Linked DNA regions of Mus musculus: region 1 is linked to region 2. Evidence: chromatin contacts called from ENCODE Hi-C or POLR2A ChIA-PET data. All regions are on one chromosome and are shown on one strand. Each heading gives the region's core, a stretch centred on a gene start or an enhancer-like site at or near the end of the contact. The rest is flanking DNA. Distances are from core to core; before and after follow the strand shown. Region 1 holds the start of Luc7l2 (LUC7-like 2 (S. cerevisiae)). Region 2 holds the start of Ubn2 (ubinuclein 2).

Evidence for each region. Hi-C counts contacts between places; a loop is a spot of excess contacts on that map. ChIA-PET counts read pairs that join two places held with the same protein, here RNA polymerase II (POLR2A).
Region 1: a map of heart shows a loop between it and region 2 (2.4-fold over the local background). The contact joins the promoter of Luc7l2 here to the promoter of Ubn2 in region 2. A Hi-C loop is called at or near these places in 1 of 37 maps with a recorded cell type or tissue (heart). POLR2A ChIA-PET finds 5 or more read pairs at or near these places in 3 of 5 experiments (Patski and embryonic stem cell).

What each region holds. Positions count from the first base shown.
Region 1 is chr6:38,548,670-38,554,193 of GRCm38, reverse strand. Luc7l2 (LUC7-like 2 (S. cerevisiae)) reads right to left here and starts at 2,860. Exons shown (of 10, transcript NM_138680.3): 1 at 2,286-2,860. The coding sequence starts at 2,346.
Region 2 is chr6:38,431,866-38,437,117 of GRCm38, reverse strand. Ubn2 (ubinuclein 2) reads right to left here and starts at 3,193. Exons shown (of 17, transcript NM_177185.4): 1 at 2,520-3,193. The coding sequence starts at 2,945.

The sequences.
Region 1 (5,524 bases), core at 1,611-4,110, 120 kb before region 2:
AAATTTCATTAAATAACAAGGAAATGTACTATGTTATGTCAAATATATGAAAGAACTAATACGGTACCTTAAAAAAGCTTTCTTTTTGTTTTCTTGAGCTATGGGATCTCACTGCACTACACCTGACTAACATTCACTCCTTTTTTTCCCACTTTTCCATAAAAGTAGTTCTTTTCTAATGTTTTTGCTTGAGGCAGGGTCTTGCCTTAACTCAGGCTAGCCTGGAACTATGTAACCTAGGGTAGCCTTGAACTCACTGAAATTCTCCTGCCTTAGCGTTCTACAAAGGCAAAATTGATGCTTCTTCTGAATCAATACAGCACTGAAAATCAAATCACTTCAACCAAATACTATTGTTTACTCATAAATATGTGTTTATTTTTAAGTTCAATAGGTCTGAAGGATTAAAAAATATTCAGGGACAGACACAGGAATATAAATTTAAGTAAAAAAATAATTAAACTTTAAGAATCCAGCTTCATTCTGGGACTACAAAGAGAAATTTACAGATATACTACATATTTAACAGTTCAGTTTTGTAATACTAGAGGGGGGCTGCTATCAGAAAATTGTCAGCCGGGCATGCCTTTAATCCCAGCACTTGGGAGGCAGAGGCAAGAGGATTTCTGAGTTCCAGGCCAGCCTGGTCTACAGAGTGAGTTCCAGGTCAGCCAGGACTACACAGGGAAAAAAAAAAGAAAAGTAAATTGTCAGGTCATAGTTACCTTGATCCAACTAACCTCCCAGTAAAATACATAAGGAAATCCTATCTATGCAGAAGTTACCAATAATGGCATCAATTCATATTTAAAGATTACATAAGGTAAGCCTTTAAGATTTCTAAAATGTTATTACAAATATTGAACTGTTAAGTTCCTGTATGAAGCCCCTTCTAAATATCCTCACTTATGATGGAGAAGGAAGAAAGTTAAGACATGCTGCAATTATAAACATTCTTACCCAAGCATGAAAGGTTAGGTTATTCCAGTGGTGTTTTTAATTACTTAACTTTCAAGGGATTACTTACTACTCACAAATAAATCTTATTTTCTTTCCATTTTTTCCCTCCTCTCTATACAATAAATCTGTTATCCACCTGTATCTATCTTTAAGAAAAATTTCCAGTGGGTTTTTATTAGGACTTAACCTTACACTGAAAGCTGTATTAAGTATTGCTAAAAAAGATTTGAAATAGGTTCTATCTTCTCCCATATTTTCCGCAAAGAACTCAAGAAAATTCAACAGGATTTACAATTAAGCTAAATTTATGTACGTCTTTTCTTGTAAGCCAAACTTGTCCAAAAAAAAAAAAAAAAAAAAAAAAAAAGCATTTAAATCGCTAAAAAACTTGCCTAAACGAGTTTTTACAAGTCAGGATTTGGACTTGTTTTTTTTTTTTTTTAAGAAAGTGCTGAACTTTAATTTGAAAGTACATTGTTAATTATCCCCCAAAAGCAACATTTCATCATTTTTAGAAACAAACACGTAAATAACTCTTTCTAAGGATTCTAATCTAACTGTATTTTTAAAAGCCCTTTCCTTCAATTCTAATTCAGTGGGCATCAAATATCCAAAATGATTCTGTTTTCAGCACAGGTAAAATTTGCCAATATTTACTGAAGTCTCTAATACGTGGTCTAACAAAATGGAGGTCTCTCGGTGGGAAAAAAAAATAGGCCTAAACACTTCTACAAAATGGGGCCAAACACACCCACTTTAAGAAACCATGGTTTGGGTCAGATTTTCCACACACACGAAAAAAAAAAGTTGATTCTGTAAGGGCTCGACGAAGCGTCCCTGGAACTGGGGGTTAGTAGTGGTTTCGTTAAGACCAGGGAGGGAGGGGATGTTTCTCTCCACACTCTAGAGGACGGCGGCGAGGGGTGATCCGAAAGCCCAGAGGAAAGGAGCTGGAGCTGGGGGTGGAGACCTGAGCGCCCCGCCGGTCCCTGATCAATAGTCAAACTGACCGCCCCACTACTCCAAGACAGACTTGGGCTCTCCCAACCCCGCCAAGTCAACAGCAAAAGGCACAAACTCCCCTTTCTGCTCCCAGGCCCCGCCTCGCCGCATTGGCAGCAGTTCCCGCCAATCCGCACGGTCACCGCCCCCAAGACCGCCTGCCAAGCCCTGATTGGACTGGAAGAGAGACGGGGGGGACCTCGCGCTACCAATCTGGGAACCCCTTACTCGGCCGCACGCGCGCGCCCAAGTGCTCCCTCGGAGGCCTCCCCCTCCCCAGGCACGGCCCCTCCCCCACCCCCAGGGCTCTGGCAGCGACTTACCGTCCCGAGAGGTGCCCATTAACTGGTCCAGCATAGCGCGCATCTGGGCCTGCGCCGACATGGCGGCGGCGTAGCGGGCGGGCGGTCGGGCGGGCAGGCAGGCGGGGGTGGGGCACCGGCCGGGCCCTGGCGGGCGGGGGACGAGGGGAAGGGGTGGGGGAGGTGCGGCGCTGTCTCGGTGGCCGCCGCGGCCTCGAGGCCCGCGAGTAGGGAGTCGGAGGGGTCGTGGAGAGTCCGGGCTGCGCTCCTCACGACGGCGTGAACGCGGAAAATGGCAGCCCCCCTAGAGAGTGAGCCCTGGTGCCCTCACTCTCCGTCCGGTTCCTGAGACAGACGCGACACAGGCTAAGCCGACTCTCGCCTCCTCCCGACACCAACACCCGCCAGAAGCCGTCAACCCCCCCCCCCAGCAAGCGAGCTCTGACGCGGCTCGCAGCCGCCGCGACGGGAGCGCGCACGCAGCTCGCGCCTAGTCGTTTCCCGTGGGGGTTCGGCCAATCGCCATCCACGTCGCTGCGCTCCGCCCTGCCCCTCCTACGAAGGGTCCCACCCTAACGGCTCCCGAGCGCGTTCACGTCTGCTCACCCCGCCCCTCTCGGAGGCTGAGTCTCGCGAGAATGATGCTCTTTTTTTTTTTTTTTTTTTTTTTTTTTTTAGCCTACTCCGAAGCCTCTTCGGCCCCGGGCGTCTAAGCAGCAGGTCACTTAGGCCTTTGCTGTTTGCCGCCCTGGCGTCCAGCCGCAAATTAGCCAGTGCCGAGCTTAGAGCGAGTCGCAGTAAGTAGTGCGACAGAAGTTCTCAGGGTTAGTGCTTTCCCGACGGATGCTGGCGGAATCGCAAGCCCGTGGGAGCCCCGAGCCCGAGCGGAGGACACCTAACCTTATCCTCAGGCCACTGCCCCTCATCAGTGCCCGAGTTCGGGACATGTCAGGTTCAGGAAAAAGAAAAAGCAAACAAACCGCGAAATCAACACAGTGGAAATCAGGCCTCCCGACCCCTTCTGCTACGTTTAGGACAGCTGGAAGCTGCTAGTCTGAATTCGGAGCTGGGCAAAGTGAGAGCTTGGGACAGGCCATAATGCAGAGCAGCGTTTCCGTGGGGTTCTTGGCTGACTGTCGCCCTGCACTCCCACGCCCTGCTGACTGCGACCTTCCAACCGTAGTTGATTTCTTAATCTCAAGGCTGGTGGGGCTGAGGCCAGAGTGAGCCAACGGGAAATACTTAGGCCACGGCTGCTTACCGGTTTTCGAAAAGGAAAAAAAAACTGGCGAGTCTTTTAAGCTGAAACGTCGCAACTTTAGATAATAACTGGGAAATTATGGATATTTTTTGCCGTTTCATTATAATTGCCCATGCATTGAGGAACTAAAACTTCAAACTAGCGCCAGCTTCATATTAAAATCATATGAAAGAATCATCACAATTCCAAGGTTTAACTAGGCACTGAGCCGATGCAAATTACGTTATCTAGTCAGCAACTTGCCAAAAAAAAAAAAAAACACAATTATTCAGAGTACTGTTTTTGAGACAGGGTGTCAATGTTATGAGAAAAATAGCCTTAAAAAGTGAGAATACCGGAGACTCAGCATAGGTTAGGAATGGAGACATTTTTCACCTCTGCAGAAGTTAGGCATCACCCTGACACAAAAGACAAACTGAGCTGCCAACTTAGCATAAAACTGTTTAGTTGTTGTTTGGGTTTTTGTTTGTTTTTTTAATTACATGTCGTCTCTCTCCACTTTTTCTTCCCAACTTTTGGTTTTTTCGAGACAGGGTTTCTCTGTGTAGCCTGGAACTCACTCTGTAGACCAGGCTGGCCTCGAACTCAGAAATCCACCTGCCTCTGCCTCCCAAGTGCTGGGATTAAAGGCGTGCGCCACCACACCCAGCTTCTTCCCAATTTTTAACATTACCCTCTCTCCAAATTCCTCAGCCTTCTGGTTCAAGACACAAATATTACCCAGTGAAGTGCTTGAAGCCCAAGGTGGGCACCTGCTCCTCTTCCATTTGTGAGCCCAGCTGTATAGACGACTGCCTGCTACATTTCAACCCTAGGATCAATAGCAAGGGCCTAAACAAGCAGCCAGCTGCCAAGTAGGGATCATAGGGCCTAGTGTCTCCTATTTATCCGTGATTCCATAACCAGCTTTAGCTAATTGCAGCTCACACTAACAAAGGACCAAATGATTTATTCCTTAAACTGTGTAGCTCTAACTGCCCGGAAACTTGTCATCCTACCTCAGCTACTCTAGATTTAGGCATGTGCCACAATGTCTGGTTCAAAAACTAAATTCTAAACAATTCCAAACAACTACTTGCAGAGATCCTTTGAAAATTGTTGTACAATGGGAGCTGGAGAGTCTTAGAAGTTAAAAGTCTTTGGATCCCATCACCCTTTCGACTGCTCACAACCCTCGAACTCCAATGTCAGAATTGATATTTTCTTTAAGACACCAAGCACATATATACACATACATTGAGATAAAACAATCAAATACATAAAAATGTTTTTTTAAAAAAGGAAATTGATATAAATAGAAAACTGCAAACTATGTTCTAAAGAGATTCGCTATTACCCTGTATGCAGTATTATCATGAGAAACACATTCTTAGAAAAGTACACAAAAATGCTGAGTAATTAGGTTGAAGTGTTTGTGGATTTTGTTTGTTTGAGACAGGTTCTCACCGTGTAACTGTGACTGGATTGGAACTGACTGTAGACCAAGCTGGCCTGAAACTCAGAGATTGTTTCAGAATGGAAACAAAAGGAAAAGGATATAGGTTAGTGGTAGATCACTTCTTTAGTGCTGGTAAGGTCCTGGTTCCAATCCCCAATACTCAGAAGGAAGAGAAGGGAAACAAAACAAACCTTACAAAACACATTAGCCTAATTAACTTGAATATAGTTCAAAAATTGCATTGCTTTCTTTCCCCGTCACATAACTGTAGAAGATAAGCATCTGCTGCTTTTTTGGGGGTGGGGGGTTCGAGACAGGGTTTCTCTGTGTAGCCCTGGCTGTCCTGGAGCCCACTCTGTAGACCAGGCTGGCCTCGAACTCAGAGATCTGCCTGCCTCTGTCTTCCGAGTGCTGGGATTAAAGGCGTGCGCCACCACACCCGGCTAAGCATCTGCTTCTTACCAAATGTTTTTATTTGTAATTCAAACTCTCAACACCAAGAAAGTTAACAGCAAAATAATAATTCAATGCTTTAGAGCAGAAATTCCCTCCCTTTGTGTT
Region 2 (5,252 bases), core at 1,944-4,443:
CTCAAAAACAAAGGATGGGGTGTACTTGGAGTCATGTCAAATGATAGAGCATATCCCTGGTCTGGCATGTTCAAGACCCTTGGCTTCATTCTTAGCATTGAAAAAAAGAACAGACTTCCCAAAGGAGACATTTTGGGATCACCACTTTCCAGACATTCTCTAGTTGGTCACTCTCCTAGGCTGTCTTTATGGAACTATCACAATCCACTTACAGAAGTGTAATTTACACATTCTTAAATAATAAATATGTTAAACAGGACTAATCATAGGAAAATGTGGCAACTTTTCCTACAAAAGTACACCACAATAAAAAACAATAAATTCTTTTGTGGAATTACAAAGAAAAGATATATGGTTGACTATATAATGAAAAAAATTGGACCAATAAATCCCTAAATTGATAATATCTATGAAGCAAACATAAAAATTAAACCCAATTCATATGTCCCATAGAATATAAAAATATAGCCATATACCAAACATTGCTTTAAAGGTAAAGGAAAGATCACATACACAATGGTAAATTCCACAGAGCCTATATAGCAGGTTAAATATAAGTATGATATAGCTAAAAACAGATTAAAACACCTAGGTTAGCCTGGCAGGAGGGCGCACACCTTTGATCCCAGTGCTCAGGAGGCAGAGGGATCTGAGTTGGAGACCTGGTCTACAAAGTGAATTTTAGGAGAGCTGGTGCTACACAAATCCTGTTTCAAAACAAAACATCTGGGTTAGTGTAGGTACTTCCTATATATTTGCACAATGACAAAACACTAACTAGAATTATGTATTTTTACTTAAAAATGGCTTTTGTCTTGCTGTTTTACTATACTTTGTGTGTGTGTGTGTGTGTGTGTACAACTTGTAGAAGATGGTTCTCTCCTTCCACCATGTGGATACTAGTTATGGAACTTAGGTCTTTAGGCTTGGCAGCAAGTGCCTTTACCTGCTGAGCCATTTTGTCACCTGATTTTTTGTTTTGTTTTGGTTTGGTTTTTTTTTTTTTTTTTTGTTTTTTTGAGGCAGGTTCTCACTATGTGGCCCTGAACTCTCTCCATCCTTCCACCCCAGCCTCCAGAGTGCCGAGGTCACAGACTAGCATGCCCATCTACAAAATGTTTTGCATCTGCAACTTACACAAATTGTAAAAATTGTACACTTAATATTAGAAAAGCAAGAATTTTTTTTTTGGAAAATGTTCCAATTTAATAGACAAAAAAGAAGCATTTATATTATAAAACCAGAAAGGGTTATGAATGAATTGAGTTTACAGGACAAAGTACTAGTGGAAGTGACCAAAATGGTCTCTACCCCTAACAATTCGATTTCTCTGAAAACATTTAGTAATGATGGCCACACCATACTTGTAACTAGCCATCAAAGGATTAACTGGCGCAAAATGAACACAGACTAATGATATTATTCAATGTGAGACTTTTGACTATAGAGTAATCCACTGCAAAACAAAGATAGTTGAAAGGAAATAATGAATTCTGCAGTTCATTAGAAAGCCCAGCCTAATAAAGAGCATAGTCGCTAAACAAGAGAGCAATGTCTGTCTCCTGCCTCTGTCTCTCTCTCTCCCATCTCCCCTTCCTAAAGATCACCAGCCCACAACAATAAAAATTACAATCACCGACAAACCGCTGTCCTAATCCCATTGTTCACCGGTTCCCTCAAAAGCATACCGATGTATTTTCCTAAGTTTTTTTTTTTTTGATCCAAAGCGAATGTTTTTTTTTTTTTTTTTTTTTTCCGTCATTCTCCAGAAATCCACAACGGACAAAATGCTCCCAATTCGAACTAATGAGAGCCACTCAAATAATATGACTGGGCAGCCACCGGGTAAGACAAGAGACCTTTCCATTCAAAGACAATGTGCACAAACTCAACACACACACACACACACACACACACACACAAAGCTAACAATATTTACCAACACAAGTGCAACCACATTACGAATCCACTTTTTCATTCCTAACGTGGAATCATTAGTTTCTGAAAATGTTTAATTTCTCTTAAATCCCCTTCAATCAAGGAAAATAAACCACCCGGCCACGAGCCCATCTCAGCAGCCCTGGCGCACGGTACAGCTGGGTTGAGGAAGGATGAGGATGAGCCGAGAAGGGGTCACACAATCTCTCCGCTTCAGACCGGGGGGCGTGTCCCCCAAGGTTTTTTTTTCGCTTCCCTTCTACCGGAACGACAGATGGAAGTGCCACAAGAAGCTAGCCGCACGGCTCACAGGGCCTCGGGATTTGGTGTGGGGAACAGAAAGGAAAAGGAGGAAAAAGCTGAGGTTTCGAAAGGTGCACAGGAAAACCGGCTCGGCGCGGTGTGGTGGGGGCAGCATCGGCCACCCAGGAGGGCCGAGCCGCGCAGCTCCCGCCCCGTCTAGCTGCCCGGCCCCCGCCACCCCACCCCCGGGGCGAGCGAAGTGCAGAGCAGCCCGGGCAGGCGGCGGGTCCGGAGGCGCCCGGGCTGTGGGGCGGCCGGGAGGGAGGGACCCTCTGTACCCGTTGTTCTCCGCACAGCAGCAGCTCCGGGTAGCTGAACTCCACGCAGCTTTCGTCCGTGGGGTCCTTGAGCACCAGCTCCAGGCGAACCGTCTCCTTCGGCGGTCGCGGCGGCGGCTCCGCCCGGGAAGCCGACTCCCGCGGAGGGGGAGTCTGCAGGGGCAGCGGCGGCGGCGGCGGCTCGGGCCGCGGGGGCTCGCGCTGCAGCGCCATGGGCGGCTCGGCGCGGCTGACCTCGCGCTGGGGGAGCGGCTTGTCGCGCGCCGGGGGCTGCGCGTCAGCGCGGGGGGCCGGCTCCGCCCGGGCCGGCTCGCGGTACGGCTGCGGCTCCAGTCGGGGGGGCTCGCGCTCGGCGCCCGCGAAGTCGGCCTCGCGTCGCCTCACCGGTGACAGGCTAATGAACGCGACTCTGCGCGGCTCCGCCATCCCCACTGTTCTGGCCCTCGGCGCTCGCTCGAGCCGGCTCTCGCCTCGACGCCGCACGGCGCGCCTGCCCGCCTCTCCTTCTGCTCTCCGTCACTTTTCTTCCCTCCAGCACCCTCAGCTGTCCCCGCGGACGCCACCGTGAGTGCGGACCGGGTCCCCGTCCCCGCTACTACGTTCTGATGGGCTCCACCGCCATCGCCAGGGTCGCCGCAGCCGCCATGTTGGATCCCCCACATAAATAGAAGCAGGCCGCTGAGCGGGCGCATGCGCACACTCGAGACGCTCGCGTCCACAGTCGTGGCTGTTGCTCAGTTTTCCCCTTTTCCTCTCAACAGTCTGGAGGCCAGACAGCTCGGCGGAAGTGACGTCACAGACAGGCCTGTCTCCGTGGCAACGGGGACGCTCTCTGCTTTGCTTTCAAAGGAGGGGTTTGGGGTTCCCTGAGTGATTTCCTCCTCTCGCCCGGAAACCGAGGCACGCTCGCCGATCCCTTAGGGTGAGCGTCGCGATGTGCCTGGGACCGACACAGTCATGGCGCCGGGTCCCGCCCGACGTTGGCCTCTGGCTCTCGGCGCTGGGGAACAGGGTTGTCAGCTGAGGATTCCAGGCGGACCCAGGGCAGGGGTGAGGGGCTCGCGGCCCGGCGCCGGGCCCGCCGGTCTGTTGTCCCGTCACCTGAGGTGTCCAGGGTAGAAAGGCGAAAACTAAACTCTCCTCAGACCCCTCCCGAAAGCGCTACGCTGCCTCCCACACCGCTGCCTCCCACACCTCTTCCTAGCCGCTTTGCGCATGGCGGTGAGACGTTCAGTGACGCGCCTCAGTTGGGAAATTGAACTGGCAAAGGAACAGTTCTTGAAGACTTGAACGTCTTGGCAGCCTTTGGTGTTATTTTAGGGGACATGCTCCCGGGGGAAGAAAATTCACGGCTCATCTTTGAGTGGGAAGGAGCGTTGCTTAGGCTTCGTTGGAGCATCGTGGGAAACGAACTGGAATTCAGATTTTAACGGACGAGAATTACTAGCCCTTTTCATCTATTCAATAGAAAGGGAATTGAAAGACTCCCTTGCCGCATCCTCAAGGAAACCCAAGCTTGTTAATTGCATCAACTATATTAGATGTTGAAGAGCTGAGTCAAAGAGTCGTCACAGACGTTTTTAATATTTGCTCTTCTATTCCTTTCCAAAGGTGTACCAAATGGTGATGGAATGTTCAACCCAAAAGATTGTGCTAGCTCTAAGCCAGGTGTAGAGATGTATCCCTTTAGTGTCAGGAAGATACAGGCTGTTACATTTCAACATGGTCCACATAGACAACTGCAGGTCAGCTAACACTTCTTTTTTTTTTTTTTTTTTTTTTTTTTTGGTTTTTTGAGACAGGGTTACTCTGTGTAGCCCTGGCTGTCCTGGAACTCACTCTGTAGACCAGGCTGGCCTCTGCCTACCGAGTGCTGGGATTAAAGGCATGCGCCACCACGCCCGGCCAGCTAACACTTCTTAATGGAAGTGGGTGCACTCTGGAGCCAGGCGGATCTCTATGAGTTCAAGGCCAGCCTGGTCTATTTAGTGACTTCTAAGACAGCCAGACCTACATAGTGAGACCCTGTCTGGAAAAAAAAAAAAAAAAAAAACTGGCAGCAGCAACAAGAAAAAAAAAAGAGGAAGATGATGAATTTCTTCCTTACAATGCTGCAATATTTTCTTGACACTATATTTTACCTCCAACATTCCTTCCACTGCTCCTGGTTCTGTTTGGGTCTCCTATTTTTGGATTGAAGTGACCTTTCTGCCCACAGACTCTGTTTCTGCCATCTTAAAATGGGCAATTAAAGTTTTTGGAACACTTTCTTTTTTTCTTTTTTTTTTTTTTCTTTAGTTTTTCGAGACAGGGTTTTTCTATATAGCCCTGGCTGTCCTGGAACTCACTTTGTAGAAATCTGCCTGCCTCTGCCTCCCGAGTGCTGGGATTAAAGGCATGCGCCACCATGCCCGGCTTCTGGAACACTTTCTGATGTATCTCTATCCCATCTCCAATTGACTGAGGGCTATACCTGTGTTCAGTTTCTGCCATTTATCCCAGAAATTGCAGTCAGTCTGTCCTTGAGTCAAGCTCTTCTGTAGGTAACCTCTCATACAATTATCTAATTCTGGGTGCCTTGAAAATACTTTGAACATCAATCCACAGAGAGAAGTAGGTTCTAACCGTGGTGTAAGCTACTCAAATAAGCACCTAAGAGGCAGAGGCAGGTGGATCTCTGAAATCGAGTCCACCCTGGTCTACAGGGTGAGTTCCAGGACAGCCAGAGCAATG